Regions from separate parts of the Mus musculus genome. Here region 2 is linked to region 1. A link is a loop called in an ENCODE intact Hi-C map of the cell type or tissue named here. Cell type or tissue: left cerebral cortex. All regions are shown on one strand. Links, peaks and the distances in the headings refer to the core of each region. The heading gives the core; the rest is flanking DNA. Region 1 overlaps Adgrv1 (adhesion G protein-coupled receptor V1). Region 2 overlaps Adgrv1 (adhesion G protein-coupled receptor V1).

What was found. Hi-C counts contacts between places; a loop is a spot of excess contacts. Peaks named below come from ENCODE experiments on the same cell type or tissue, not always from the same donor. Only the 100,000 strongest peaks of a DNase experiment are listed, where the experiment ranks them.
Region 2: it touches region 1 in a loop (2.0-fold over the local background); 16 of 42 quality-filtered maps call a loop at or near these places.

The regions. Positions count from the first base shown.
Region 1 is chr13:81,360,046-81,375,343 of GRCm38, forward strand. Adgrv1 (adhesion G protein-coupled receptor V1) reads right to left here. Exons shown (of 90, transcript NM_054053.4): 83 at 14,137-14,237. Among named protein-coding and RNA genes, the nearest start is that of Gm32639, 260 kb to the left of the region's middle. In left cerebral cortex, for the core only: a CTCF peak has its summit at 9,765 (motif pointing left); a DNase peak (open chromatin) is centred at 9,705.
Region 2 is chr13:81,152,972-81,168,269 of GRCm38, forward strand. Adgrv1 (adhesion G protein-coupled receptor V1) reads right to left here. Exons shown (of 90, transcript NM_054053.4): 87 at 2,184-2,305. Among named protein-coding and RNA genes, the nearest start is that of Gm32639, 57 kb to the left of the region's middle. In left cerebral cortex, for the core only: no CTCF peak of the experiment used is centred there; a DNase peak (open chromatin) is centred at 7,042.

The DNA of each region.
Region 1 (15,298 bases), core at 8,571-11,070:
AGATCTCTCCCATTTGGTATGACAGCCATTTTGATGCCTTTGCAACCCATTTACTCTTTAATGTTTTCTACTTCACACATTTTGCATAGGTTTCCAGGTACATTGTTTTTGTTGAACCTGAGGAATAATCTCTCACAGCAGAGCTATCCTTTCCTTCCTTGGTTTCAAAATATTCTTTATATTCTAATTACTCAGATGACCTTATTTACTCCATGAAACATGGAATCAAAAATCTGGGTTTTCTAGCCACACAGACTTTGATAGAAATTCCATTTTCTTCAACACTCTTCAGATGTTACAGGCAGGAAAGTAATCTTCTACTTGTTAAGCCTTATTTTCCAGTCTGTAATGTAGGAATGATAACAGTATTCACCACCTCTAGAAGCAATACCCTCTAAAGGCATTTATAGCTCACAGAATCCTCATAGGTTTTACAGGACAGCATCAAGACATTGATACAAGAAATAGCTTATCTATCAGCTTGAATGTACTATGGAACCATTAAGGCCACAAAACTCCAAACTATGCTCATTTCCAGTTAATAAACCATCCAACTTTTTCTATGCCATTAAAAGGAAATGACCCGTCCATGCCCACCTTATGTTATCTTCCTTCTTTAGTGATAAATTTGTTGACGATCTCTTTTCTGAGGCACCATTTCAGAGTAGCAGCTGTGATCAAATCCCAGTTCTGTTACCACCATGTGGTCCTGACATGGAATTAAAATCTGACACATGAAAATAACACTATACCTATCTTATGTCATTATCTTATATACTATTTAGTAATTATTACAATAAAGTTTATTAAATTAGATAAAATCTACTGTGTATTCTTATTATTGGTTTAAAGAAGCAGGAAATCAAACTTCCACAATGCAAACAAGATGACTTTTATCAGTTTTTATTCCTTTGAACTCTTCATTTCCATCACTATTGGCTAAGTCTCCAACCAATGACAGTAAGGTAGGATTCCTCTTTAGGACCTTGTAAAGCTATGGAGAGAGTTGGTCTGGTGCTGCTATGTATTCAAATACTAAATACTGTATCCCAAGACCTAGTTTCTCCAACAGAGCAAGTCCTCACTATACCAGCTTCTGTGTGTAAACCTAAACCTCCAAGTTATCACTGACTGGTTAATAAAAACGCCTATAGCCTATAGCTGGGAAAAAGAAATAGATGTATCTGGAGGTCCTGGGCTTAGGGTCTCAGGCAGGGAACACGGGAGGAAGAACAAGGAAGAAGGAAGAAGGAAGAAGAAGGAAGAAGTTGCTCTGTGCACCATTCCTGCCAGAGGAGAGCTTGTCTCCAGGAAGTGCTCTGACCCTGGAACTCAGGAGACATTGCCATTTTCTCTCCCATGACTATCTAAAGCAGGCCCAGCCAGGAGCACACAGGCTGCAGAAGTAGCAGAGCAGCTGGAACAGGGTGCTTCCTGCCTTCATCTGTACCCAGGAGGTGGGGCTGTTCCACAGCCCTCTGTGCACAAGTCTAGCAAGGAGAGCGATACTCTCGAAGAAGTACTGACACAGGCTTACAGGCCCACAGGAGGAACAAGCTCATGGCAGAGAGAGAAAGAACATCTAACATGAGAGATTGCCAGATGACAAAAGGCAAACCTAAGGATAATAGGTATAGAAAAGAGTGAAGATTTCCAACTTAAAGGGCCAGTAAATACCTTCAACAAAATTATAGAAGAAAACTTCCCTAACATAAAGGAAGAGATTCCCATGAACATAGAAGATGCCTACAGAACTCCAAAGAGTTTAGACCAGAAAAAAATTTCTCCTATAACATAATAGTAAAAACACAAAATGAACAAAACAAAGAAAGAATATTAAAATCAGTAAGGGAAAAGGGTCAAGTAACATATAAAGGCAGACCTGACAGAATTACACCAGACTTCTCACCAGAGACAATGAAAGCCAGAAGATCCTGGGCAGATGCCATACAGACCCTAAGAGAACACAAATGCCAGCTCAGGCTACTATGCCCAACAAAACTCTCAATTACCATAGATGGAGAAACCAAGGTATTCAATGACAAAACCAAATTTACAAAATATCTTTCCACAAATCCAGCCCTTCAAAGCATAGTAAAGAGAAAACTCCAATACAAGGAGGGAAACTAAACCCTAGAGAAAACAAGAAAGTAATCTTTCAACAAACCTAAAAGAAGATAACTGCATGAACATAATTAGAACTCTAACAACAACAACAACAACAGTAACAAAAAACAGGAAGCAACAATTATTTTTCCTCAATATCTCTTAATATCAATGGGCTCATTTCCCCAATAAAAAGACATAGAATACCAGATTGGTTCCCTAACTAGGACCCAACATTTTGCTGTATACAGGAAACCCACCTCAGTGACAAAGACAGACACGACCTCAAAGTAAAAGCATGGAAAACAATTTTCCAAGCAAATAGTCCCAAGAAACAAGCTGAAGTAGCCATTCTAGTATCAAATAAAATCAACTTTCTAAAGTTATCAAAAAATATAAGAAGGGACACTTCATACTCATCAAAGGTAAAATCTACCAAAATGAACTCTCAATTCTGAACATCTATGCTCCAAGTGCAAGGGCATCCACATTCATAAAAGAAACATTACTAAGGTTCTAAGCACACATTGCACCAAACACAATAATAGTGGGATCCCACTCTCATCAATGGACAGATCATGGAAACAGAAACTAAACAGAGACACAGTGAAACTAACAGAAGTTATGAAACAAATGAATTTAACAGGTATCTATACAACATTTTATCCTAAAACAAAAGGATATACCTTCTTCTCAGGACTTCATGGTACCTTCTCCAAAACTGACCATATAATCAGTCACAAAACAGGCCTCAACAGATACAAGAAGATTGAAATAATCAGATGCATTCTATCAGATCACCATGGACTAAGGCTGATCTTCAATAACAAAATAAACAATAGAAAGTCCACATACATGTGGCAGCTGAACAACACTCTACTTAATGATAACTTGGTCAAGGAAGAAATAACGACAGAAATTAAAGACTTTTTAGAGTTTAATGAAAATGAAGTGACAACATACCCAAACTTATGGGACACGATGAAAGCATTCCTAAGAGGAAAATTCATAACTCTGAGTGACTCCAAAAAGAAAGTGTAGAGTGTATACACTAATAGCTTCACAGCACATCTGAAAGCTCTAGAACAAAAAGAAGGAAATTCACCCAAGAGGAGTAGACAGCAGGAAATAATCAAACTCAGAGTTGAAATCAACCAACTGGAAACAAAAAGAACTATACAAAGAATCAACAAAACCAGGAGCTGGTTCTTTGAGAAAATCAACAAAACAGATAAACCCTTAGCTTGACTAAGTAGAGGGCATGGAGACAGTATCCTAATTAACAAAATCAGAAATGAAAAGTGAAGCATAACAACATAACTGAGGAAATAAAAAAAATCATCAGATCCTACTACAAAAGCCTATACTCAACAAAACTGAAAAATCTGGATGAAATGGACAATTTTCTAGATAGATACCAGGTACCAAAGTTAAACCAGGATCAGATAAATGATCTAAACAGTCCAATTTCTCCTAAAGAAATAGAAACTGTTATTAATAGTTTCCCAACCAATGCCAGGCGGTGGTGGCACATGCCTTTAATCGCAGCACTTACGGGGGAGGCAGGAGGATTTCTGAGTTCAAGACCAGTCTGGTCTAGAGAATGATCAGGACAGCGAGGGCTACACAGAAAAATCCTGTCTCAGAAAAAAGAACAAAACAAAAAGAAAACAAAACAAAAACAAAATTAAAAAAAAAAACAACAACCAAAAAAAAAAACGGGTCCCAACTATAAAAAGCCCAGGAACAGATGGGTTTAGTGCAGAGTTCTTTCAGACCTTCAAAGAAGACTTAATACCAATACTCCTTAAACTATTCAACAAAATAGAAACAGAAGGTACTCTACACAATTTGTTCTATGAAGCCACAATTATTCTAATACCTAAATCAAACAAAGACCCAACAAAGAAAGAGAACTTCAGACCATTTCTCTTATGAATATGGACACAAAAATACTCAATAAAATTCTAGAAAATGGAATCCAATTACATATCAAAGCAATCGTCAATCATGATCAAGTAAGCTTCATTCCAGGGATGCAGGAATGGTTCATATCTGGAAATCCATAACCATAATTCACTATATAAACAAACTCAAAGAAAAAAACATATGATCATCTCATTAGATCCTGAGAAAGCATATGAAAAATCCAACACCCCTTCATGATAAAAGTCTTAGAAAGATCAGTAATTCAAGGCCATACCTAAATATAATAAAAGCAATATACAGCAAACCAGTAGCTAACATCAATCTAAATGGAGAGAAACTTGAAGTAATCCCAGGGAGTAGACAAGGTTGCCCACTTTCTCGCTACCTATTCAATATATTACTTGAAGTCCTAGCCAGAGCAATCAGACAACAAATGGAGATCAAAGGGATGTAAATTGGAAAGGAAGAGGTCAAAAATATCACTATTTTAGATGATATGATAGTATATTTAAGTGACCCCAAAAATTCCACTAGAGAACTCTTAAACCTGATAAACAACTTCAGCAAAGTAGGTGGTTATAAAATTAATTCAAAGAAATAAGTGGCCTTCCTCTACACAAAGAATAAACAGGCTGAGAAAGAATTTATGGAAACAACACCCTTCACAACAGTCACAAATAATATAAAATACCTTGATGTGACTCTAAATGAGCAAGTGAAAGATCTGTAAGGTAAGAACTTCAAGTCTCTGAAGAAAATCAAAGAAGATCTCAGAAGTTGGAAAGATCTCCCATGCTCATGGATTGTCAGGATTAATATAGAAAAATGGCCATCTTTCTGAAAGCAATCTACAGATTCAATGCAATCCCCATCAAAATTCCAACTCAATTCTTAACAGAATTAGAAAGAGCAATTTGCAACTTCATCTGGAATAACAAAAAACCTAGGATAGCGGAAACTATTCTCGACAATTAAAGAACTTCTGGTGGAATCACCATGCCTGACCTCAAGCTATACTACAGAGCAATTGTGATAAAAACTACATGGTACCGATACAAGACAGACAGGTAGATCAGTGGAATAGAATTGAAGACCCAGAAATGAACCTGCATGCCTATGGTCACTTGATCTTTGAGAAGGGAGCTAAAATCATCCAATGGGAAAAAAAAAGACATAATTTTCAACAAATGGTGCTGACACAACTGGCAGTTATCATGTAGAAGAATGGGAATTGATCCATTCTTATCTCCTTGTACAAAGCTCAAGTCTAAGTGGACCAAAGACCTCCACATAAAACCAGAGACACTGAAACTTATAGAGGAGAAAGTCGGGGAGAGCCTTGAGGATATGGGCACAGGGGAAAAACTCCTGAACAGAACACCAATAGCTTGTGCTATAAGATCAAGAATCTACAAATGGGACCTCATAAAATTGCAAAGCTTCTGTACGGCAAAAGACATTGTCAATAAGACCAAAAGGCCACCAACATATTGGGAAAGGATCTTTACCAATCCTAAATCTGATAGGGGACTAATATCCAATTATACGAAGAACTCAAGAAGCCGGACTCCAGAAAATCAAATAAACCCATTAAAAATGGGGTACAGAGCTAAACAAAGAATTCTTAACTGAGGAATACTGAATGGCTGTGAAGCCCCTGAAAAACTGTTCAACATCCTTAATCATCAGGGAAATGCAAATCAAAACAACCCTGAGATTCCACCTCATACCAGTCAGAATGGCTAAGATCAAAAATTCAGGTGACAGCAGATGCTGGCGAGGATGTGGAGAAAGAGGAATGCTCCTCCATTGCTGGTGGGATTGCAAGCTGGTACAACCACTCTGGAAATCAGTTTGGAAGTTCCTCAGAAAATTGAACATAATACTACTGGAAAGTCCAGCAATAACTCTCCTGGGCATATACCGCGAAGATGTTCCAACTTGTAATAAGGACACTTGCTCCACCATGTTCATAGCAGCCTTATTTATAATAGCCAGAAGCTGGAAAGAACCCAGATATCCCTCAACAGAGGAATGGATTCAGAAAATGTGGTACATTTCCACAATGGAGTACTACTCAGCAATTAAACACAATGAATTCTTGTAATTCTTAGGCAAATGGATGGATCTGGAGGATATCATCCTAAGTGGGGTCACACAATCACAAAAGCACACACATGATATGCACTCACTGATAAGTGGATATTAGCCCAGAAATACTCAAGATACAATTTGCAAAACACATGAAACTCGAGAAAAAGGAAGACCAAAGTGTGGATACTTCATTCCTTCTTAGAATGGAGAACAAAATACCCATGGAAGGAGTTACAGAAGCAAAGTTTGGAGCTGAGATAGAATGAATGACCATCCAGAGACTGCCCCACCTGGGGTTCCATCCCATAAATAACCACCAAACCCAGACACTATTGCATATGCCAGCAAAATTTTGCTGACAGGACCCTGATATAGCTATGTCTTGTGAGGCTATGCCAGTGTCTAGCAAATACAGAAGTGGATGCTCACAGTCATCTGTAGGATGGAACACAGGGCCCCCTATGAAGGAGCTAGAGAAAGTACCCAAGGAGCTAAAGGGATCTGCAACCTTATAGGAGGAACAACAATATGAACTACCCAGTACCCCCAGAGTTCGTGTCTCTAGCTGCATATGTAGCAGAGGATGGCCTAGTTTGCCATCATTGGAAAGAGAGGCCCTAGGTCTTGGGAAGATTATATGCCCCAGTACAGGGGAATGCTAGGGCCAGGAAGCAAGAGTGGGTGGGTTGGGGGGCAGGGTGGTGGGAGGGTATAGGAGACTTTCAGGATAGCATTTGAAATGTAAATGAAAAAAAGATCTAATAAAAAAATAAAATAAAACAAAACAAAGGCAGAGAATAGAAACATAGTTATCAGAGTGCAGAAGGGTAGAAAAGGAAAGTTAAGAACAGGCTGAATAACGGGTCCCAGAATGCAGGAAGATCAGAGCGATTTGGTCTAATGAGATATAGCATCATAACAGAACTCTAGTCTGCAATACTTTGCTATACATTCTACCTACTAAAGGAGCATCTGAGGATGCACAGGGAAGATGCTCACACTCGTCTAGTCATTATTAAACATTATGTACATGCACTGAGTCACATGGCACTCACAAATACGAGTTCAATTAGGATCTATTAAAAGTAAAAGGGTAACATGAGTGCCTGGAGGGGTAGCTCAGCAGTTAAATCAGTTGCCATGCAAGCAAGATTAGAATCTATATTGAACACAGGCAAATCTATCTGGTCAGGAAGGTCACCTATAACTCCAACCATCGACGGTAGAGACAGGGATACCCAGAGGGAGGGAGCTGCTTGCCCTGTCAGTTCTCTGAGTCTGACTGAGAGACCTGCCTCACTGAATACTGTGAAATGGGAATCAGAAAAGATTCCTGGTATCAGCCTTAGTCCTCCATGTGTACATGCATGCATGCACGCATGTGCACGCGCGCGCGCGCGCGCGCACACACACACACACACACACACACACACACACATGCTTGCTATAAATGTACACTCATGGAAAAAAAAAAGTTGACCTTAGAGACCTTCCCCCAAAACAATAAATGGCTAAAAACAATTTTAAAGAAAATTATTTCTTTTTTTAATCTTAAATAAAATGAAAAGCTAATGGGTTTTCTTAAGTTGACTTCCTTATGCAGACACGTAGAGTTAGAACTAATGAGTGGCAGCAGCAGTGGCCACAGGCAGAGGCATGAACGGGGAGGTTACTCCAGGCTGTTCCAGTCCCTCCACAAACAGGATCAGGCAGCCCTCTGATAACCGGCTCAGCATCTGAACTTGAGCAGACGGCTTACACTGAAGGTTGGGAAGTGTTTGATCTATTTCTATCTGTACAACATGTAGTCACAATATTCTTCTGAAAGACAACCCTTGCTCCAGTTGCTAGTTCAAAGCAAGATCTAATTTTGATTCTATTATTTAAACTCTTGAAACTTTTTTTTGTTGTTGAATTAGCAAAAGTAAAGAGAACAAGATCCAGTCAGATTAATGAGTAGCCAGAAGTTCTAGCTAAAGGAAAACTATCTCTATTTATAACACTTCATCTTGCTCTGCTTCAATTGACCTGAAATAGACAGGTAACAGACAGCTTGATGATGATGATGATGATTGATAGACAGACAGACAGGCAGACAGACAGACACATAGATAGTAGATAGATAGATGGTAGATAGAGATATATACATACATGTGAACACACATACATACACACACAGATATGTATGTATATACTTAGATAGATAGATGATTGATAGATAGACAGGCAGACAGAGTTCTTAGTTAATAGCATTTGGGGCCCTAGACATGTCTTTCCTATTTTAACAGTTTCAATGCCACAGGTCAAGATACTTGGGGAAGTTAAGTCCTGTCCTACTGGAAGGAGACAGGGTTTTGGAGTCATATATGGCTTTGGGTTCAGTCTTGCATGCAGTGATCCTTAGAAAGTCTCCAAGATGATAGATACTTAAAGTTAAAATGACAAGGGCTCAGACTAAGGGAAAGTCTTTTAGGAGTTGTGTGCAATCTGGATCATTCCTGAAAAACAGACATTGTACAAAGACATTCCTGAATGTTGCGGCGTGATAAACAGCCCAACTTTTACTGAATTCTAGATAATAGTCCTAAGAGTTAACATAAAATTCTCTTCCGCCTTCATGAAGAAGAGAAAGATGAAGTTAAAATCCATGCACATCCATTAGCTGACAAAAATAAGGTAAAAACCAAATAAAACCACGTAAGTGTTTCAACTTCTGAGCTAGTCACATAGACCATGGTGAGTCAGTAGAGAGGCTTCACAGAGCTTGTGCCACAGCCATGCACATGAAGGGTCTCTGGACAGATATCTTTATTCAGTTTCAGAAGATGAAGTTAAGCCATAGACAAAAAGAAACAGAAATCAAGTGTTTTCCTGTTGGCAAGATTTATTAATCTGAGCAAACATGGTTATCTTTCTGTTCTTTTTTTAGATTTGGGGAGTTGCTTTTCCCGACAGAAGCTCTGGAATTGAGAACCCCGCCTGGCAAAGATGCCCTTTGTCCCTCCTGCCACCAGCCCGCTCAGGGCACACAGGGCAATGTGACTCTAAGATAAAAGTTCCAAAGATAGAAGTAGATGTTTTCCCCAGGAATATCTGGCAACAGCATGAAAGGCTGTTGGCTATGTTTCCCACCACATTGGAAGAGAGTGCTCTCACACCTTGCTGCTTAAGCGTTTCCTTGCAGATAAATGAGAAAAAACACAACTTGACACTGAGGGAAATATACTGCTAAAAATATAAACCTTTTCTCAAAAAGTCTGTGATATTTCAATAAGCACAATTTTCTATATTAATAGTAGGCAGGTTACTATTTAGCATAAATGTCGTGGTGGACCGTCTATGGCCCCTGCATTTAAAAGTAACTGATGGGTGGGACAAGGTATTTCTACCAAGGACAGGTAGATACAAGCTTTCGGGTGTTAATTTGCAAATTTGTTCGCTGCAATTTTGAATACAAGAACAAAAAAAAAAAACATAGCTAGAGACTCACAAATGTTTTTTTGCTATGCTATACACTCTGTAGCTAGGCCAAAGAAATCTTTGAAAGGATCCTTCAGTTTTTAACCTTACTCCAACTCTGCAAGACTAACTTTGGTTTTGGGTGGGGAAAAATCCTATACTGCCACCTGCTGGTATATTGTAGTCAATGCCACTTTTTTTCTAAATTTTTTTTTTCCAAAAATGTGTATTGATCATATTTTCCCCTCTGACTACATCCCTACCCATCTAACTTCAATACAAGAACCATCTATTAATTCTTTTGTATCCACCTCCTATTCAGAATATAAATATAATAAAATATGTAGTGAATTAGTAATACAATATTCTATATGTTTCTAAAATTAGAGAACAAGCAAACTTAGGCACATTTCCCTGACAATATGATTTACAAATACATTGTACCATACTCCTTCAAAATGAAGGGATGAGATACGGCTCAGGTGGTCGTGTTTGCCTAGCATGCACAAGGCCCTGGGCTCAATTTTCAGCAACATCCTCAAAGTTAAAATGGCACAGGGCTCAGACTAAGGGGAAGTCTTTTAGGAGTTGTGTGCAATCTGGATCATTCCTGAAAAGCAGACATTGTACAATGACATTCCTGAATGTTGCGGCGTGATAAACAGCCCAACGTTTACTGAATTCTAAATAATAGTCTAAACCAGTCTGATGACGCAAGTCCCTAATCTCAGTATGCTGTACATGGAGACAGAAAGAGTAGAAGTTTGAGGTCATCCTCAGCTACATAGCAAGTCCAGGGCACCCTGTGCTACAGAAGAGCCATCTCTCTGTGACACATATGTACACACATATGCATGCATGCACATGCGCGCACACACACACACACACAAACATGACAATCAACTAAGTCTTGATAAGGAAAGATCTTGGCATGCCTGTCTTCCCCATATTCACAAGTCACCCCTATAGGTAAGTGGAGACATTTTACTCCTTAAAAAGAACCACGGTCCCAAACCCTTGTTTGTTTGTTTGTTTGTTTGTTTGTTTGTTTTTTCATTTCTCCAGGCAATTTAAACTCTAATAATGTCTACTCAGCAAAGATGCAGGATCCAAAAATAGGAGATCCATGTCTGGAACTGTAATGGTCCCAATAACACAATTCTACAACTCATACTATAAGTACTTTAAAGTTTGGTCAATGTAAATAAAAGCCAGTGTTCCTGTAAACATTTCCATTTCTCGTTTTGGAGAATCTGACATTTTTGGAAAGTCCTCACTTTGGAGCAGGAGAGGCAGCTCAGTATTCAAGGGCATTTGCTGCCCTTGCAAGAGCAGCCGAGTGGTTCTCAGTACCCAAGCTGGGTGACTCACCACAGCTATGAATTCAGGTCCTCGGAGTGCAATGCCACCATCTCTCTGCTACATTATACAGTTCATGTGCATATCCCCCACTCCCCATACAGACATAGTAACAAAATTAAATCTTTTAATTGAAAATAAATTCTTCTACAATACACCCTTACTACGGTTTTTCCCTCCCTTCACTCCTTCCAGCCTCCCCCACCTCCCTTCTTCCCAGCTACATCCCCCACTCTATTTCCCTTCAGAAAAGAGGAAGTCTCCAACAGCCAAACTGCAGACAACAAACAGCCAAACAGGACAAAAGAAGAAGCAGTAAGACAAGTCAAAAGCCCTCTATCAAGGCTAGACAAGGAAAGCCAATAGAAAGAAAAGAGTCCCAGGAGCAGACCAAAGAGTCAGAGACACACTCACTCCCACTCTTAGGGTCCCACAAAAACACTAAGCTAACGGCCATAACTTATACACAGAGGATCCGGTGTAGACCCAAACAGACCCTATACTTTGCCGCTTTAGTCTCTCTGAGCTAAAAAATAAAATATATCTTTAAAAATCTCTTGTCTAGTCAAGTGAGAAGAACATTCACTTTAAGTTAGTATTTTTAAATATCCAGGCAGTTGGTAAATAGATTGAATATTTCCTATGGAAACTCTACCAACTGTATGGCTTCTGACGTGAAATAACTAAACCATTACATTGGGTAAAAATAAGCTATTGAAACATTTTTTTAACCATAAATCATCCCTTACATGATTTTATGCCATATTGTTTTGTCTACTCTAAAAATACACTGGGAATGTACACACCTGACTAATCATTTTTCTTAAAATCCATGTTAAGCATAATGTGAACCAGAAGCCAATATTCTAACATATAGATTCTGGTCTTTCTTTCTCATCCCCAGACATGAGCAAATTTGTCTGCTAGCATGCTGAGGAATTATCTATAATAACATGATGCCATAATTAAATCTGTATTAATGCCACTGCCAAAACAACCCACCAGAGTGGTGGATACAGTCGAATAAAGTCCAATTATGGGAGGCAGGTTCTTTGCTGTGTTACCTACAAGAAGCAGAGGCAAGACCAGACAGTCACGACGGCATCCTAAGGTAATGTAAATTACCTTGCCAAATTCAGTGCAAGCCCCTTTTGGAAACAGCTGCTACTGTCTACAGTTTGCATGTACTTTGAACACATAATCTGGAATACAGTCCTTAATTTTCCTCTGAAAAACAGGTTATGAAATTTAAAGGACACTTTCATTCCTGGAACAGAAAAACCACAACAGAGTGCCATTGTTTCTGATACTTTTCCATTTCAGCCCCTCTAGTACTTCAACAAAGGACGCATGTGCTTGATAAGAAACTCTGTGCAATGAAGGAGTCACACAAGTCGAGTCCATGCACACAAGCAGCTCCAGTCACTCTGAACGCATGGCACACTGCACAGGTGACTGTGAATCGGGGACTAGATAGGCCGTGGATCTAGATCAAAACCAAATGCCATCTATCTGGGAATGCAGCAATAAAATGACTCCTGATGACATTCTGCTCTGCCCATAAATCTCTGTCTAACTCAGCCATCCTCAGAGAAGCCTCCTCCAGACGTAGACAATGTACAGAGTGAGAGACTGTGGAACACTGAGTCTTAACTGTGACGTCCTCATTAGACACTTCCTCCACTTCCCAACCTACCTCCACCCCTGGCTGAGAGAGCTGTGCAGAAGAGGAAATGGGAAGGTGTTTAGTGCCAAAGCGATGGAAAGTACAAAAGAACAGTGTCTGCCCTGGACCTAAGCAGAGATGCTTCCAGCACCTAATGGGGGAGGGGACAGAAGTCACCTCCTACTGACAAACGCATGAAAAGGAAAACTTAGCCTGCTCCATTGGAGTCTCACTGGGCTACAAACCACACTTAAAGGTAGGCCCATGACCAGGAGTAGAAGACCAACACAGAACAAATCTCATGGTATCTACGTGGAGTCTTCGTCTGATGTAGCTTTGCTTCAGCAGTATTTTATCAACTGGTCTTTTGCTTGTATGTTATGTTTCCAAGGTTGTGTTATCAAGGGTTTCATGTGTGTTTCTCTTTTTCTTTTCTTTTACATGTATATATGTATGTATGTATTCCTTCATTTACTTATTGCTTGTTTGTTTTCTAAAGAGATAAAAAGAAGATATTTAGTGGGAAGGGTAGAGAATTGGGGGGGGGGGATCTCAGAAAAGATGAGGGAGGGAAACCATGAAAACAAGTACACTGAAAAATATTTTCAATTTAAAAAGGAGAGCAAGAAGAAGAAATCAGCCAACTAGTTCATAAGGTGGGCAAGTGCTTTGTATGCAGCCCTGATGACCTGAGCTGGACTCCTGGATCCCTCTGGGTGATAAGAGTGAACCAATGGAGGGAAACTAGACTCTGAGCTCCACAATCATGCCACAGCATTTATGTACCTGTGCATGTACACACACACACACACACACACACACACACACACACACACAAACAAACACAAAAAACACAAATAAACACACATACACATACATACACACACAGACGCAACACACAAAAACATACACAAACACATACATACATATGCAAACACACACACACACTGAGAACACAAGAAATAGTCTTCGCAGAGAAGATCACAGCAATTGGCTATCTAATAGCAAATGGTCAGTCTGAAAACAATTACTGAAAATAAAGGCCACAAATTTGACAGAGAGCAAGGAGCAGTATGGTGGAAAAGTTTGGACACAAGAAATGAAACAGCAATGATGTAATTATAATCTCAAAAAGTAGTTTTTTCAAATACATGTATTGGGCCTGATATTATTATTTTTGTATGCTCCTCTTCTTCTCCAAATTGCTCAAGTGCAAAGCAAGTAAGCTAATTTCAACTAAGTTGTGAAAAACTATGTATGGACATTCAGTTCAAGGGTCACAGAAGCCGGGCGTGGTGGCTCACGCCTTTAATCCCAGCACTCGGGAGGCAGAGGCAGGCGGATTTCTGAGTTCGAGGCCAACCTGATCTACAGAGTGAATTCCAGGACAGCCAGGGCTACACAGAGAAACCCTGTCTCAACAAACAAACAAACAAACAAACAAACAAACAAACAAAGAAAGGATCACAGAAAAGGAGACACAGCCGTGTCCTGAAGAACCATGAGTGTCATCTGTCTCCTACCTGGGTTCCTAAGCTGGCCACCATCATGTGAGTCAGAAGCTTAGCTGCAAACATGGAGTGTCGGGCACAGAACATGTGTGAAACAACAGCCAAGCAAAGACCTGTGGAAACCAAAGAGCCCATGTGAGTTTTCATAATCCGAGAAAGATTATGTGTACAGAAGAAAAAAAATCTCTGGGAGAGTTAAGCACAAAAGCCCAGCCTATACCGCAGAGCTCTGGGAACGATTATGTTGGAATTTCAGCATATCCCATTTTTGCATGAAATATATCTTCTTCATATTCATCAGTTAACCCAAGTGATAAACTTTAATTTTCCAATTATTTACATGTTGTCTGCCATGGAAAAGGGAAGTCATAAATAAACAGCATGAATAATTTTAATAAGCGCTTTATTTTTCTATGTTGCTATAAGTGAGCCTGACTGTTTTTTTTGTTGTTGTTTGGTTTTTTTTTTTTTAATGCCTTTCATCCTAATTTAAACTCTGTTTTTTAAGAATGAAAGGTTTGGGTAAATAGAAATATTTAAAAAGGTGACTAGAACTTTTTTGAGCATAAAACCGTGAATGGTCCTCCAAATCCTGAAGTTCCTAGCTACTCATCTTCAGCTAGCAGAGCAGATAGATGATTCCAGCAGAGCTCGCTATGAACTTTCAGCCAACGCTGTGTCGCTGCATGTCAAAACCAGAACTTTTTTTTTTCTTTCTTCCACAATGAAAGTAAGGATAAAGATTTGAACTGTAGCTGGCATTATCATCTTTAAGCCTGTGTGTCTAATATAGTCTTGAAATTGCAATCCTTCTTCTTCAGCCTCCCAAGTGCTAGAATTACAGCCCCATGGTACTGGACCTTGAAGGCAGATTATTTGTGGATATTTTCTGCCTTAAATTTTTCAGATAGTAGTTTAATAAATAGTAATTATTTATTTGTTCACAGGCCTTCTAACCACACATTTTTGTGGGTCAGTTTATTTTGTGTAGGAATCACTGAAGCCTTATAAATATTGGCACACATATGCCACTTACTTACTCATGTGGTTTTCATATATTACCTCATTTAATATCAATGTTGTTTTGACAAACAAGAGACGATGCAATAATTTAACATTTGGTTCTCTGAAATATTCTCTGAAATTGTAGTGTGATCTTTTAGAGTAAACCATA
Region 2 (15,298 bases), core at 6,097-8,596, 210 kb before region 1:
GGCACGGGGAGCTGGTATTTGTGTCAACCTGCACTTTCTGTCTCCTCTTTTCATCCCATAAACCATTTTCTTCATCTAGACAATACTAACCACTCTTCTTGTATACAGCCTCAGCTAACCCTGCTTTCTCAGCCCGAAATAGCCCGTTGTCAGCCACACATTCTTCATTTGTCTAAGAAGCAGAGGGGGGTGTTATGGATTCAGTTACAAGCAATAAAACGTACCACATATAATATCTTCATATACTCTACATGAGAGGCTTCTTCTCAGGGCTTGAAAAACACCACCATATGCGTATACCTTGTAAGTCAGAAGTTCAAGTTTTCAATGTTTTTCAATTTTTAAAGCTCTGCAGCAAATATTAAAGATCTGCACCATACCTGTGTACCATAGGGAAGCTGCCAAATCAAATACATGTGCAAGTCTTGTGTAACAGTTTTCTCCGAGATCAAAACACTCCACCCTGCTTGTGAGCTGCTTAAACAGGGAACTAAACAACTAAAAATTAGCATCAGGAAGTACCTGAAACTGACCAGATTCACTAGGCCCTTCGCTGCCAGTGTAAACAGAGCCCAGTTACTAAGAAGACTCTCAGACAAGACCAGCTTCCAGGAAGAAGCAAAAACCAGCTGATCTGCTTAAAAGAGGTTTAGGGCAGCTGAGGCACCTGAGAACAGTCTCCTACCTGTTGGTTGAGCTACCTGCAGATTGTGCAGTGTACTTCAGAATCCCTGCTATTGTGATCTGTCACTCATGCTAGAGTAGACCTTGGTGATGCAGCTGTGTTTGGAGTTGTTTCTGCTCCTGTCAATAACCCCTTACCTTTATCCTTTAAGTGACCTCAATGAAACTCATTGGGTTCACCAAATTGGACTTTGGTGGTACCTATCCTTTGTCTGTCAAGGTTCCCTATCTGGGATGTGTTTCATATCCCCAGGAAAATTTTGTCACACAACAGCAAGCTATCAGTATGGACCTTGATCTTAATTCTGCTAGAACTTAGGTATTTAAAGTTGGCCTAATGTCCTACCTTTCCACTTAGAGTACATACTGGTACAGGCAGAGGGAAATGGTCCTTCAGCCTTCACAATACTTGGTGTAAGTGTCACCAACTGTGGCATATCTTATAGCTGATGGTTTACTCATTTCAATCATTGGTCCTACAGGGGTGTGGCGGTCTTCTCTAGGTATTGACAGTACCAGTGTACTTCCACTGTGCCTACGCAGAGGTGCCCATGTACTCTCTAGATTCAAACTTTTAGGTCACTTTGTGGCTTCCCCTTCCTAACCAGATAATGTACTTTGATCAAATGTCATCATGTACCTTGTATTCTGATTAAAGAAAGTGTCTCCCCCTCCTCTTCTCTTCTGCTTTTAAGACTAAGTAGTGACCCATAGACCTCCTGTGTGCTATGTAAATGCTCTACCACTGAATCATATCTCAGCTGCATGATTCTCAGCATATGTATTTATGCACATATCCATTTTATAAGACAGTGAACAAATAATGACTATGTAAAAGCAGTTTGGGTAATTTTATTGAACTATTTTAGTCTGGCTTTTTTTTTTCATGTTGGAAAATAAGAAAAAAAGTGTTCATTTGTTTCATTTGATAATTTTAGAATGCAACATCTTCCCATTTCACAAAAGCTCTGAAAGTCAGTTTTCATTTTTTTTGCTATAGCTATAGCCCTCAGTTATAAAACTTAAACGTATTTTTAAAATTAATTTAAACTTGCCATTATTGGACTTGAGTAGGGGTCAAATATAACTTTTAGTCACTGAAATTTTCTTATATCTAAACATTAAGAGGAAATTGCTTAACCATCAATTCACTGTTCAATTGAACTAATGTGTAGATACACATGCCCCATGTATTTGGATTATTTCTCCATCGTTACCGTCTGATTAAAAACTATCCATAAAGAAACACAGTTTTGCAGTTACTCAATATTGCTGAAAATAAACTAGTAAATACTTTCCATTTTTATGTGTACATGATAAGAAAGTTGTAATTTCTGCCACATTCAAATGTTAAATATTTAACTCCTACCATATTACTCTAAAATGTTGTATGCCATTGTGCACACAAACTCAACTTTATGTAGACTCTTACGTTTTGAACATTGACACTTGGTGCTTTGCATTCATTAAATGTGTATTGCCTGTAAGGCTTGGCTTACCTGCAGACTATTGAAAATGACAAAGAGAACCAACATCCAGAAGTGTCTGTAGGCCATATGCAGTCCTCCCCAAAGCCACGTCATAGAAATCAGGGCGAAGAGATATAAAATCAGAGGAATTTCTGAAAATCACAAAGACAAGGAAATATGTTCAGAATATCGCATGATTAATCACATGTAAACACAGTATTAGTTTGGTCTCCTTCTCAGGGAAGATGGTCTATACCCTAATACCCATCCAGGAAACAACCTTTGAAATCCTTCCTTTTCTTGTGTGGAGGAGGGAAGGCATTGTGCAGAGCCACAGTTCCAGGTTTTCAAATGGGTCTGCTTGCCACTTGGGGAAGGAGAAGGAAGACATTTGTCCCTGCCTAGGCTACCACCTGCTGGACTGTGTGGGAAGTAACAGGAACAAACACAAAGATTCCCAAATTTCTTGAGGTAGCCCTGTGCTCTCCAGTAAGCATACTCCAACATGGCATTAAAATCATGACATTTAAAGTTCTTTGTGTGATACTCAGCTTTTATTTCCTTGAGAAGATAACAAAATGTATTGTGACTGTTCCAAGTGGAGATGAAGTGACTGACTCAGTTGCCATCAGGGGACGTGTTTTCTACCCATCATGCTCTTGTGCAGTTGTCCTGATGGTTTCCATACTAAGTACCCTGCACAATGGGTCCATTGTGCCACTGGAGCTATAAATTGATTTTTATTATTTTTTTGTGTATGTGTGTTTGCCTGCATGTTTTGTATGACCTGCTGAAGCCAGAAGAGGGTGTCAGATGCTTTGAAACTGGAGTTACAGACAGTGGTGAGTCAACTGGTGTATGCTGGGAATTGAACCCGGGTCCCCTGAAAGGGCAGCAGTGCTCTCAACCACAGAGCTATCTCTCTCTTCAGCTTCTCTAACAGTGATTCTGGGTCACAGGACCATGGTCATTTCCACTTGTCTCTGATTTAGTGAGGGAGTGTTATTAGAGTTTTCAGATGTCTTTACAGAAGAGATTTTAATAGTGATACCACAATCTACGTGTACTTTAGAAAATGAATGAAGTCGTAAAGCAGCCATACATAAATATATTTTCATGATATTGAAATGCATGGGGATAGACTAGCACAGGAACCCCCAGGGCAGTCCTGATCATCCATGAACAGCACTTAAAAATCCTCACACACTCTGGGGATTTGAATAGTTAAATACGACTTCAGCAATTAAAATTTTTTATTTTGCTCTGAAACAACTGCAAACATGCACATTAGATGTAATGTCGGTATGGCTACAGGACTTTGTGGTCTTAAAAATTTATCTGGAAGTTGTCAACTGCATCTTCTTTACTCTGTAAATACTACATTTTGTATTTTCTACAAAGATATTTTCTTTTATAGACAGTTTCAAAAATGAAGAAAGCAACACAGAAACACCCTCAAGTTCCGTTTGGTTATTATTTTTAAATTTTAATTTATTATTTGTGTGTGAATGAATTTTTTGTGTGTATGTATGTATGTATGTATTATATATGTATGGTATGTAGGATGTATGTGTATGTTTGTATGTATGTATGTACATATGTATTGAATATAGTATGTATGTATGTGTATATGTATGCATGCATTTTGCTTGTGTGCCTGAGTGAGGGCAACTGCATGCCACAGCATGTGTGTAAGCCAGAGGACAACTTTCAGGAATTGATTTTGTCCTTTCACAGTGGGTTCTGGGTTTCAAACTCAGTCCATCATGCCTGCATGACAAACACTTTTACACACTGAGCGATCTCACAAACACCATTCAGTTATTCTAACAATTTCCTCTGTCCAGTGAGAGCCAGTGTTGCATCGTTGGCATCTCTGTATTCCTTTGAACCCAAATGGTTGAGATCTTTGACTCTGACATCTTGATTTATTACAGGCAGTTTTTCTTGTAGAGTACTGTGCTGGCTAGCTTTACATTTCAGCTTGACTCAATTTAGAATCACCTGGGGAAGAGATTGTTAGTGAGAGATCATTGATATTGGGTTGCCCTGTGTACATATCTACTGGGATTGCCTTGATTGCTAATGTTAATTGATGTGAAGAAGACCCAGTCCACTCTTGGTGGTTCAATTCCCTAGGCAAGGAACCTGGATTGTATAAGAGTAGGAAAATCAAACTGAACACAGGCAAACAAGTGTATACATGTGGCTGTGAGGTGACCAGCTGTCATATGTTCCAGCCACCTTGATTTCTTTTCTCTTGAACTAACTGTGAGAAAAACAAAAAACAAAAACCAACCAACCAAACAAACAAACAAAAAACCTCTTTCTCCCTTGCAGTTGCTTTAGTTAGGGCATTTTATCATAGGAACAGGGATGAAACTAGAACAAGTACTGTAAAATTTGAGTTTATTTGATTTTTTTTTCATGTTGACATTTGGGATGTAAATGTAGACATCACAAATGATAATGGATATTTTAACCTAGGAACTCAGCTTGTCCTGCTAATGAAGATACTCACTCTCATCACTTGGCTATGGGGTTACTTAGATTTTCCATTAAAATTAGCCTTCTTAACTGTGGAAAACCTTTGTAAATAACAAGTGTCTTGTGTGGCACACCTTAGAGACTATATAAATATCTTTTTTCACTATCAAATGTTTAGTCACTTTTATAATTTGGACTGAGACATTCCTACTACATTTAGAAGACTATTATTCATTAATATTCATTTTATTTTGATGCTCAGTTGCCCATAGCTGGAGTCCTTACTTGTGGCTTCCATGTCTTTTCCTTTCTCTACAATTCTATTGACACTTGCCCAAGATGTTTCAGACATTCTCTACTCTGGTACCAGGTTCTTTTAGGAGAGAATTTGAATGTCATGATCTGTATGACATACAGGTAGACATAGTCACTTGCTTTTGGTACACCTAAGGGGTCTCAATAGCCAACAACTGTCACACACACACATACCTGCTCCCAATAGCATATGCACTGACTCTCAAGTTTAATGTAATTTCTTGTTATACAAGATATTTGTTGATTGTGAAGGTTTTCTCTTGGTAGAGGGTAATTTAAGATTAATTTCATGATTCAATGATATTGCTTCTACAGGTTCTTATATATATATATATATATCTGAAAATGTTTACTGTATCCTGTTTTTTATGTCACCTGCTTATGATAATGTTGACAATATTTGCCTTTTCACTTGATGGCTTCTATTTGGCATATTAACATTGCCAGCTTCACTATTCTTGCTCTTCTGGGGCTACCATTAAGTGTTATCTGTACCCAAGATACTTGAGCAGTCAGCCTGAAAGCTGACTGATAGCTTCTTAAGTGGCTAATAAACAGGCGGTTTATTATACATAGTGTGGATATATGTACAGTGTGGATATACATACAGTGTAGATTCATATAGAGTATGGATACATGTACATTGTGAATGTACATACAGTGTGGGGTTGCCAGGGCCGAGAGTAGCCATTGATAGTTTAGAAGATCTAATTTTTTAAATATTTCCTGCAACACAGTGTGGATGTATGCAGTTTGGATGTACACAGGGTGGATGTACACACACTATGGATATATGTACAGTGTAGACACACTGGACAATATGATGATTGTGTCTCAGTCTGCACAGAACATTATGGCACAAGCTGTAATTGCTACTCAACATGATGTGTAATTTAAAATTCGTGAATTGTTCATTACAAGACTTAATTTTACTATAGAGAAATGACACAGTAGAGTGTGTGGCACTGGTAGGACTGACAACTATAGGTGCCTATCTCTCTAAGTCATGAGATTTCCTGATTTATGTCAATACTTCTACTTGCCAACACCACAAACATTACATCTGCTTCTTCCCTGTCCACATTTTGTGACTGTGTACTCTGTCATTGAACGGTCCATTCCCCATTACTCTCAATATACTTAGCTGTCCCATGTACTTACCTGTATTGATCCTAGTTTCTAATGTTATCATCCTTACCCACTCACTTCTAAACTCACTTTGGATTCTATGTTGCACCCTACTACCCACTGAAATGATCATAGCAGTGACTGAGTTCAATGTTGTGTACCGTTTGGTACATGCATACCTTGCTCTAAACCAAGTAGTGGCTTTGGGATAGAATTGTTGAGGGAGAGAAAAGAAAAGAAAAAAGAAAAGAAGAAAATGAGAAAGAGAAGTGGCAAGAGGAAGAAAAATCATATATATATATATATATAATGCCTTAGTAGGAGGCTGTGTTGATATCTTGCTCAGATACACTGTTAGAAAATCATAAGTTATTATAATTTCACAGGAAAAATTAGATAATATAAAATAGGTTTATGTATATTGATGATTCTTTTTTTATTAATGTCTTGCAACTAAACAAGGGAAAATATGGTCAGATTTAAACTTTAATAAAAAAAAAAATTCCTGCCTGGCAGTGGTGGCACATGCCTTTAATCCCAGCACTTGGGAGGCAGAGGCAGGTGGATTTCTGATTTCAAGGCGAGCCTGCTCTACAGAGTGAGTTCCAGGATAACCAGAGCTACACAGAGAAACCCTGTCTCAAACCCCACCCCCCCAAATTTCCCCCAATTAAATCATACTCAGTTAAAGGGTCAGAAGGCCCTGGTGAGACTGGGAAGCTGCTTCAAATATTCATCATCATTTCTACAAATGGCACTCATTGCTTCCACTGTACAAACACAAATATCCATTCATGGCTCTTTGTGGAGCATGAAAGGGCATGCATAATTTTATTTGCACAATTTGGATGTACAGCTCCAGAATTTTGTTGACATGTTCTTCCAAGTGCCTAGAGCTAAGCAAGCACTATGTAGTTAGTGCAAAAGCCAACAGAGCATGCTGGGCCTGCTGCCCAGAAGGACTCACAGCCTATTCCCATCTGTACGAAGTGTGGTAGTCTGGCACTCCAGAGTACAAACTCCACAAGAAAGCCTGTCGTAAATAACTCTGCACTTAGCAGCAGACCCAAAGCTGGATTTCCAGCAGAGAAGCATCCAGTAATTAAAAGATGGTTTCAGATGGGAGAAACATCCAGAGGCACATCTGAATTTTGTAGGTTTGAAGCCTATAAAACTGGAGGAGGGGGCACTTCTTTAGCAACAATTGCAAGTCTTTAATTGAGTTACAGCATCTTAGAAAGAGACTACCCAAGCAAGAGGTACTTAACCTCAAGTCTAACAGCTTTCTTGCTAATGTACATCTGAGGAGGTACGTTTTAAATTCTTTGGAACTCAGCAAAAGGAGAATAGAGAACGAGGATGGACGTTAAGAAGAATGTTGATAAATGGCTACCATGCTACCATGAATTTAATTTGGTAAGCTGGATGTTATCATTCACTTAATGGAAATAACTTCAGTTTCATAATTACCAAGCTGGGTTTTTGCATATAATAAATGACCAGGAACTTATCTCTTGCCTATATGCCATGCTTATCAAAGAAGACACTTAACGGTAATATTAGAGATAACTTATATTGAGAGATGGCTTTGTTAGCATCAAACAGAGTGATTTCAATATCCTCAATAAAAACGGACCTTAGCACAACATTTTTCTGTCCACGGGACAAGAAAATCTATGAAAACACAATGTTATGCACAAGATACAAAGAATTTCCACAACTCAACAACCAAAGGAAAGTCTCCAAACAGTCCAATTCCAAAGTGGGAATGACTGGGAAAGATGTTTCTCTAAAGGAAATAAGCAAATGTATGATAAACATTTCAAAAGATTTCAACATAACTAGCCACAGAGAGAAAAACCAAGGCTACAAAAAAAAAACTATCCTTCATACTCACTATGGCAGCTACTCTGGAGAAATCAGAAAGCTGTGAGTGGAAAGTGAAGGGGGAAAGTGAGAGGAACCCTAGAGCAGGTGAGCACCACTGATGGGAATGGAATGAGGAGTTGCTATGGAAGCATATGTTGGGCCCTTAAGAGGTAAACAGAGGATTACCACAGGACCCACACATTTCAGCTCTAGCTTTATCCCAAAGAAGTGAAAGTAGGGGACAGAAACCTTTGCTTGTACATCGATGTTCACAGAGTGTCAGTAACAATAACCAATTGAAACAGCCAAATGTCCCCTAACCATAAACAAACATACTTAGGTGTGTTGTGATATCACCCAGTGCATTCACAGGGAGTCATGAAAAGGATGAGAATATATCAACGAGGCTTTAGGAAGCTGCCTTGCTCCTTTCACCACGTGAAGACCGTGAGGATGCCATTATTTGTGAACCAATGTGGGGCCCTTACCAAACACCAGACCATTGGCAGCACCGTCTGGGACTTCTCACTGTGAACCCCAAGAAGTAAGTGTTGATGTTTGTCAGGTATGACATTTTTTTGTCTGGTATTTTTGTTAAGACAAAGGTACCCTAGGTTACAAAAGAATGGGATTCTGCTATGCACTACAGTATACATGAACCTTTTGTAAAATGTTTGGCTGAGTGAAATAATATGAACACAAAAGGATAAATAATTTCCCTGACATCCAGGTAGTAAGCAAATCACTGAGACAGAAAAGAGAAGGGAGGTTACCAGGAACCAGGAGGGCTATAGCAAGGAGCTACCCTGCAGTAGACACAGAGTTTCTGTTTGGGACAATTAAAAGTTTCAGGATATTTTAATAGCACTGATGGTTATATAGCATGGTGGCAGCTGGTGATAATTAACTGTATAGTTAATGATGCTTAATGATAATTACGTGGATATTAAAAACACTGTGATGTGCATATTATTACAAAAGGGGGAAGACTGTTAAATCAAGTACGTATGAAGATAAAGTTCTACATTGGAGGAATGAAAATTCCAAGAGAATAAAGGGAGAAAGCTTAAGTGAGGACACATATATATACATATATACACATATACATCACATGCTTATAAATAAACACATATGTATAATATATGTGTGTAATATATATATATAAAGTTAAGGACTTGGGTTGTAAGGATCCAGGAGAAGTTGAATGTGGGGAGAGGTGATGGATAGGACCTAAAGACAATGCACTCATGTATGAAATTTCCGAAGAATAGAAGCAGTTTTACAAGAAAAAGAAATCAAAAGATACTAATGTGATACACAAAGTATTTTAAAGTTTCTTGGAAGAAATTACTTGTACACAGTGGCAGGAAGAGTTGTGTTTGTGTTAGAGCTGCTGTCCCTGGAAAGTCCGTTCTTCACGGCAGTGCTGATGGGCCGCATCCCATGTCTGTCTTTTCTTTCTTCCTTTCTTTCTTTCTTCCTTTCTTTCTTTCTTTCTTTCTGCCTTTCTTTCTTTCTTTCTTTCTTTCTTCCTTCCTTTCTTTATATTTTTTGTTTGTTTTGGGTTGTGGTGAGGATGTGTGTAATTTCAGTGAATTGTGGTTTGTGGAGAAAGCCTATTGCTTTCATAACTTTTTTTTTTTGAAATTCACCCATTATGCATGCAGTGACAACAGTTATGACCTCATTATAAAAATAACACCTCATTCATGAGGCTGAAGTTTATCACGTGTTTCCAGGCTTCTAAAGTACTTGTTTCAGTCTTACCTCACTGACCTCCAGAGTTTTAGTTAGGAATATGCTACTAAAACAGACTCATCAGTCCAGAACAAGAAGCATGGTGATCAAACGGTGGGGAGTTAAGATAGCTATGGGGTTATCTCTGCCAGGGCACTAATTTTCAATTAGAAAAATAGGTAAATTGTGGGTGAAAAAAAGGTATCAAAAGGTCTTGTTTCAAAAGCCTGGTTCCCAATCTGAAATTAATAGCTATTTGGTTACAAGGATGCTTCTGGTTTCTGATTTACTTTTTGGTGAGATTATAGTGTGCACGTGGACTTCTTACCCTGTTTTAACACTGATTCTACAACACACAAGCACTCACCAATGTTTTCAAATATACCTGGAAGCATATGGGCCTATTTAAAAATGCAAGACATTTATGTCTCAGAACTGGTCAATCAGCATTAGGCCAATATGTGGAATACATTTTTAAAAAAGCACTCATGGGTGTGCTTTTATTTATAGAAACAACTTTCACCACATTTGGTCAGCTTGTTTCCCCAATCTCTGATCACACGTCCTAAACATGGTTCTAATATTAGAACGCCCTTCTCATTTCAGTGCTTCTGCAACAAGATCTTAAGTGTTTTGAAGAAGCTCTACCACATTCAAACTGTGACTGAAAATGTTCTGTCCAACCCCTTTAAAAATAGGTTCTTGTAGCAACAAAAGGCCAAGGGTGCAGTAGTGGCATGAATCTTACGGTGTAAACAACTACTTCAAGTCTGCTCCTCAAGAGGAAACCCACGCGTGCACAGCATCATAAGTCTGGCCAAACCCACATAACCCATGGTTGGGGAGCCCAGAGGCCTACAATAGACAGATTACTGTTCTGTTAAGTAGATGTAGGCTCAAAGGGCTTTCTAAATTCCTATCTCTATACATATAGATCAGTGCACTTAGACCTCATCAGTGCATCTTCTTTGTACAGTGTGGATGGTGGTTAATAAAGAAAGAAATTGATCAAATTACAAAGTATCTGTGGAATTCTCAGTTACAAATGAGGCACACACATATATAGTATATACACACATACACATATATATACTATTGTATACACACACACACACACACACACACACATATATATATATATACCCCATTTGTAACTGAGAATTCCACATATACATATATTCATATATATACCACATATAAACACACACACACAAACACACACACACACACACACACACACACACATATATATTCTACCCCAAGGCTCACGGTCCTTAGTGGTAGGGGGAGGCAAAAATATTCTAATAGCCTGAGGTCAGGGAAGAATGGAGCAACCATTCTGCCCATGACCTGCACAAGATGTGCACAATATCAAGCTAGTCCACATTTCTCTCTCTCTCTCTCTCTCTCTCTCTCTCTCTCTCTCTCTCTCTCTCTCTCTCTCTGTGTGTGTGTGTGTGTGTGTGTGTGTGTGTGTGTGCGCTTGCATTTTGAGATTCCACTGATAAATGAAGAACTGTAGAAAATGTATGGCTCTTGGGAAAAGAAAGTCAGTTTTCTTTAAGGGTATAGTTGCTGGTGGTTGACCACAGTCTAGTGGATGGTCCTATAACCAGGATATATCAGTAGGACAAATTATAGTTGATGAATTATAAAAATAAATAAAAAGAAGACAAAAAATTGAGGAATGGTAGGGGAGTCAGGGTAGGTCTAGGGAGAGTAAAAAAAAGGTGAATGAGTATGATCAATAGTTCATTGTACAAAATCCTTAAAGAATTCATTAAAACATCATTATGTCTTTTAAAATATTTAAAAATATCTAAACATTTAGCAGCTTCTTTTCTACACTCTCTTCCTCTTTATGAATTTATTTTTCAAACTTCATAGCATTTATAAGCACGAAATTATTATGTAAGTTATGCAAGTCTTGATTTTATTTGTTAACTTGATAAGAGACTTAATAACTGCTTTAACTTTTGGGTGTGTCTTTTAGGATGTTTCAGAAAAAGATGGACATTTGAATTTTGGATAAAGAAGATAGCCTTCCTCGATGTGAGTGGTCATCAACCAACTCACTAAGGGCCTACACAGAACACAAAGGTATAGGAAAGGGTAGAGCTGTACCTTTTCTCGGCCTGACCGTGTGGTCTGGTACATAGGTCTTTCCTGTTCACTGTGCTCTTGGCTCTCAAACCTTCAGAATCAGACCAGAATTCCCATCCTTTATTCTTATGTCCTCGACCAACACCACAGGCATCTAGACTCTCCGATTGTAGGTGCTGATTTTGAGACTTCCCAGTCTTCATAATCAAAGAAGTTAGCACTTTACATTATATCACTTTCCCTGGAGATGTCTATCTTCATGTCTTCCAGTCATCTATCTGCCATCTCTCTATTTTCTGTCATCTATCTACATATCATCTATTTATTCATCATTTATCTACCTACATACTTATCTTTCATTTATCAATGCATGTATACTACCTATTAGTTCTTTTTCTACAGAAAATCTAAATATAGTTGTATCTAGTGATATTCTTTTCTGTACAAAGTCCATGAAAACACTCTCAAGTGCATAGTCTTGCACCTTCCTTACGAAGGAAGGGACTCAAATATAGGTAAATTAATAAGTAAGAGTCCAATTTTAGTTCACATCTCTGTAGAAATAGCTTTGCTGCAGTTAAAAGAGAACTGGTAGCTAAGTTTCCCTGCCCACTATTTATTTCCTTCACCTTCTACCTAAAGACAAAAGAAGACGCACACACACACACACACACACACACACACACACACACACACACACACACTCAGGATAAGGAAAGGAGAGGAAAAGTGATGAGGGCTTTAAGGTGCAGAGAAGGCAAGGTAGAAAAATGATGGTTGTGGGTTGCAGGCGAGGCTGCCTGCCAGTGACTTCCCCCAACGACAGATCTCTGTGATTGCTTTGTTAAATTTAAATTACACATATTTATTTTGGGGGTAGGTAGCTGAATGCTTCCATGTCCATGTGAAATAAGAGGATAATCTGGAGACCGAACTCAGTCTTCAGGCTTAGCATCAAGAACCTTTACCTCTTAAACCATCTTGCCAGCCCAATTACTTAATTTTTATGGAACTGGGGAAAGACAGAGAGAAAAGGGGTGACCATCATTGACTACTTCCAGAACCAGTCGATTTTATTCAAGATTACCATAGTCGTATACCAATTTGAATACCTCTGAAGGAGTCAGATCTGTCCTGAATTCCTGAAGGTGAAACTCTGTATCAATCACAAATCATAGAAAGCAATGTATTAGTGAACTGCAAATTCTAGAGAGAATAGCTGCATTAATACTAGCTTATTTTCTCACACTCAATACATTCTATGCTGTGTCATGCCACCATCCCATTCTGTCCATTCCATGCCACTTAAAATATACTGATAATGAGACTTATCAGTGGCTTATGATCCACAGTCATGGGCAAAGGAAGCCTGAGTGATCATATCCATAGCATAGCCTATACGTAGCACCTTCAAATATAGGGAGCTGATCCTTATAGAGGTGTGAAGGATGGCATTGGAGGAACTGTGCAGGTGAGGTCCTGGACCACAGGACAGAAGTCAATACTAGCTGAGAGTGTATTTTGCAGGGTTGAAGGAATGTGAGTCTATTCCCCAGTATCTTAAGGTCTACGGAGAATTTAAGCATCAGGACTTGGCTAATGGCAGACTTGGCTCGCAAGGATGTTAAAAGACAGCTCACTGTCAAGCCTGCTTTGGGTGTGATTTATATGGACCGAAAAGAAGTGGTGAAAGCCTAGAATTATGGTCTTGCCTTGCAAGAGCTATATATAATTTTCAATTTGCAGGCTATAATTTTGAATCTAAGGAGAATAACCAAGTTATATGAGACAGACCCACATCAACCTTGCAAAAACTGTTATTAGAGTAATTCTATTTGAACCACATACTTTAGAGTTGCCAGCTAATGCCCTGCTGTGTGGTGATGGGGGTGTTGGTTATGACTGTGACTCTTAAGGAAAGGTGAAATTCACGGTTGTCTTCCTGTGCTGCTCAACTTTCTTGGAATCATGGACAAGGGAATAGCATTTGCGTTAACAGCTGACGGAGACATTTTTGAAGGATGCTTTACCAAATGAAAGTGGCAAATGCTCTTAGACATCAGAGTTCTAAAACAAGCATGGAACCGGTGAAGCAATAGTCAAAGACAAGCTTAGCCTGGCTTTGTAATATTGTTAGCAGTTTCTCAGAGGTAAAGAGCTGTGACACTCCTTTAAAAATGTGCTGGGGCACAGGGTAATAGTTCCTTCCACACAGCTATCAGAGCACCAGAAATGACTCTATTGCCATTTTGAATCCTACTAGATGGCCTTATATTATTTAGAAAATAGGTTACTATTAACTACTAGTAACTAGTAGTAGCAGCTACTAATAACTTGTTAAATGTGACCCATGATTTGAGTACACATCAGAGAACAGCCATTAGGATTGAACAGGCTTAAATTCAGTGCCAGAGTCTTGACTCAAATAACAAAACATCTCATAATCATTAACACCAATGATGACTCTGTGTGCTCAAGAAAATATGTTTGTGGGTTGTCACATACGCCAGTCCCTAGAACCATTTTCTGATAGAGCCTCAGACTGGATGGATGGTAGCTTACCTCCAAACTCATTGCTCCTTTAACTTTGTACTTTAGCCATCCTAATAGAAAACACAATTTTAAATTTTACTTCTTTTTAAACTTTTACTGCTTTACCACAGGGATCTGCCTGCCTCTACCTGAGCGTTGGGACTGAAGGAGCTCACCGCTGTACCCCTGCCTTGTTTCTTTTTTAGTGTGATTGATTACATTTCGTCTTCCGTTTGCTATTAGATTACAAGGGGATTGCCTCTCCTTAGAAATAATGCTGCATTGCTCAAAAGGTGTGGGTGGATTATGCTCTCTTGTTAAATGACTATGTCTGTAAATGCAGAAAATGAACATCACACCCACATACAGAACTGTTCTCAGGAATGTACAGCTGACCACAAAGCAATCTGGTATCTGTGTTACATAAACACTTGCCATTGTCCAACAGCACAATATACACAGGTGGGGCAGGGATTTTTATACGAAAGGAATGAACTAATTCCGTATTGCTCATTCTTATTAGCAATCTCAGAGAATAAAACTGGGGAACCAATTGTGTTGAGAAAGATCCTCCGAAGTCAAACCCCATGCATATGATTTAATGGGAAGGATTCAATTAAAGCAAAACAAAGTCGTAAATCACTGGGCATGGTGGTACATGCCTTTAATCTCAGCATCTGAGAGTCACAGACAGGAAGATCTCTATAAGTTTCTAGCCATTCTGGTCTACATAGTGTGTTCCAGGACAGCAAGGATCAAGACCTATCTCAAAATAGAAAAACAAACAAACAAACAAACAAACCAAAAACAACAACAAAAAACCTTGGGGTGGGCGATATGGTTTACTGGATCCTTCTAGAAGATCCAGGTTTGATTCTAGCATCCACATGATAGCTAACCACCACCCATAATCTTAGTCCATGTGGATCCTGTGTGCTCTTCCGACTTTCACAGGCACAAGGCATGCACGTCGT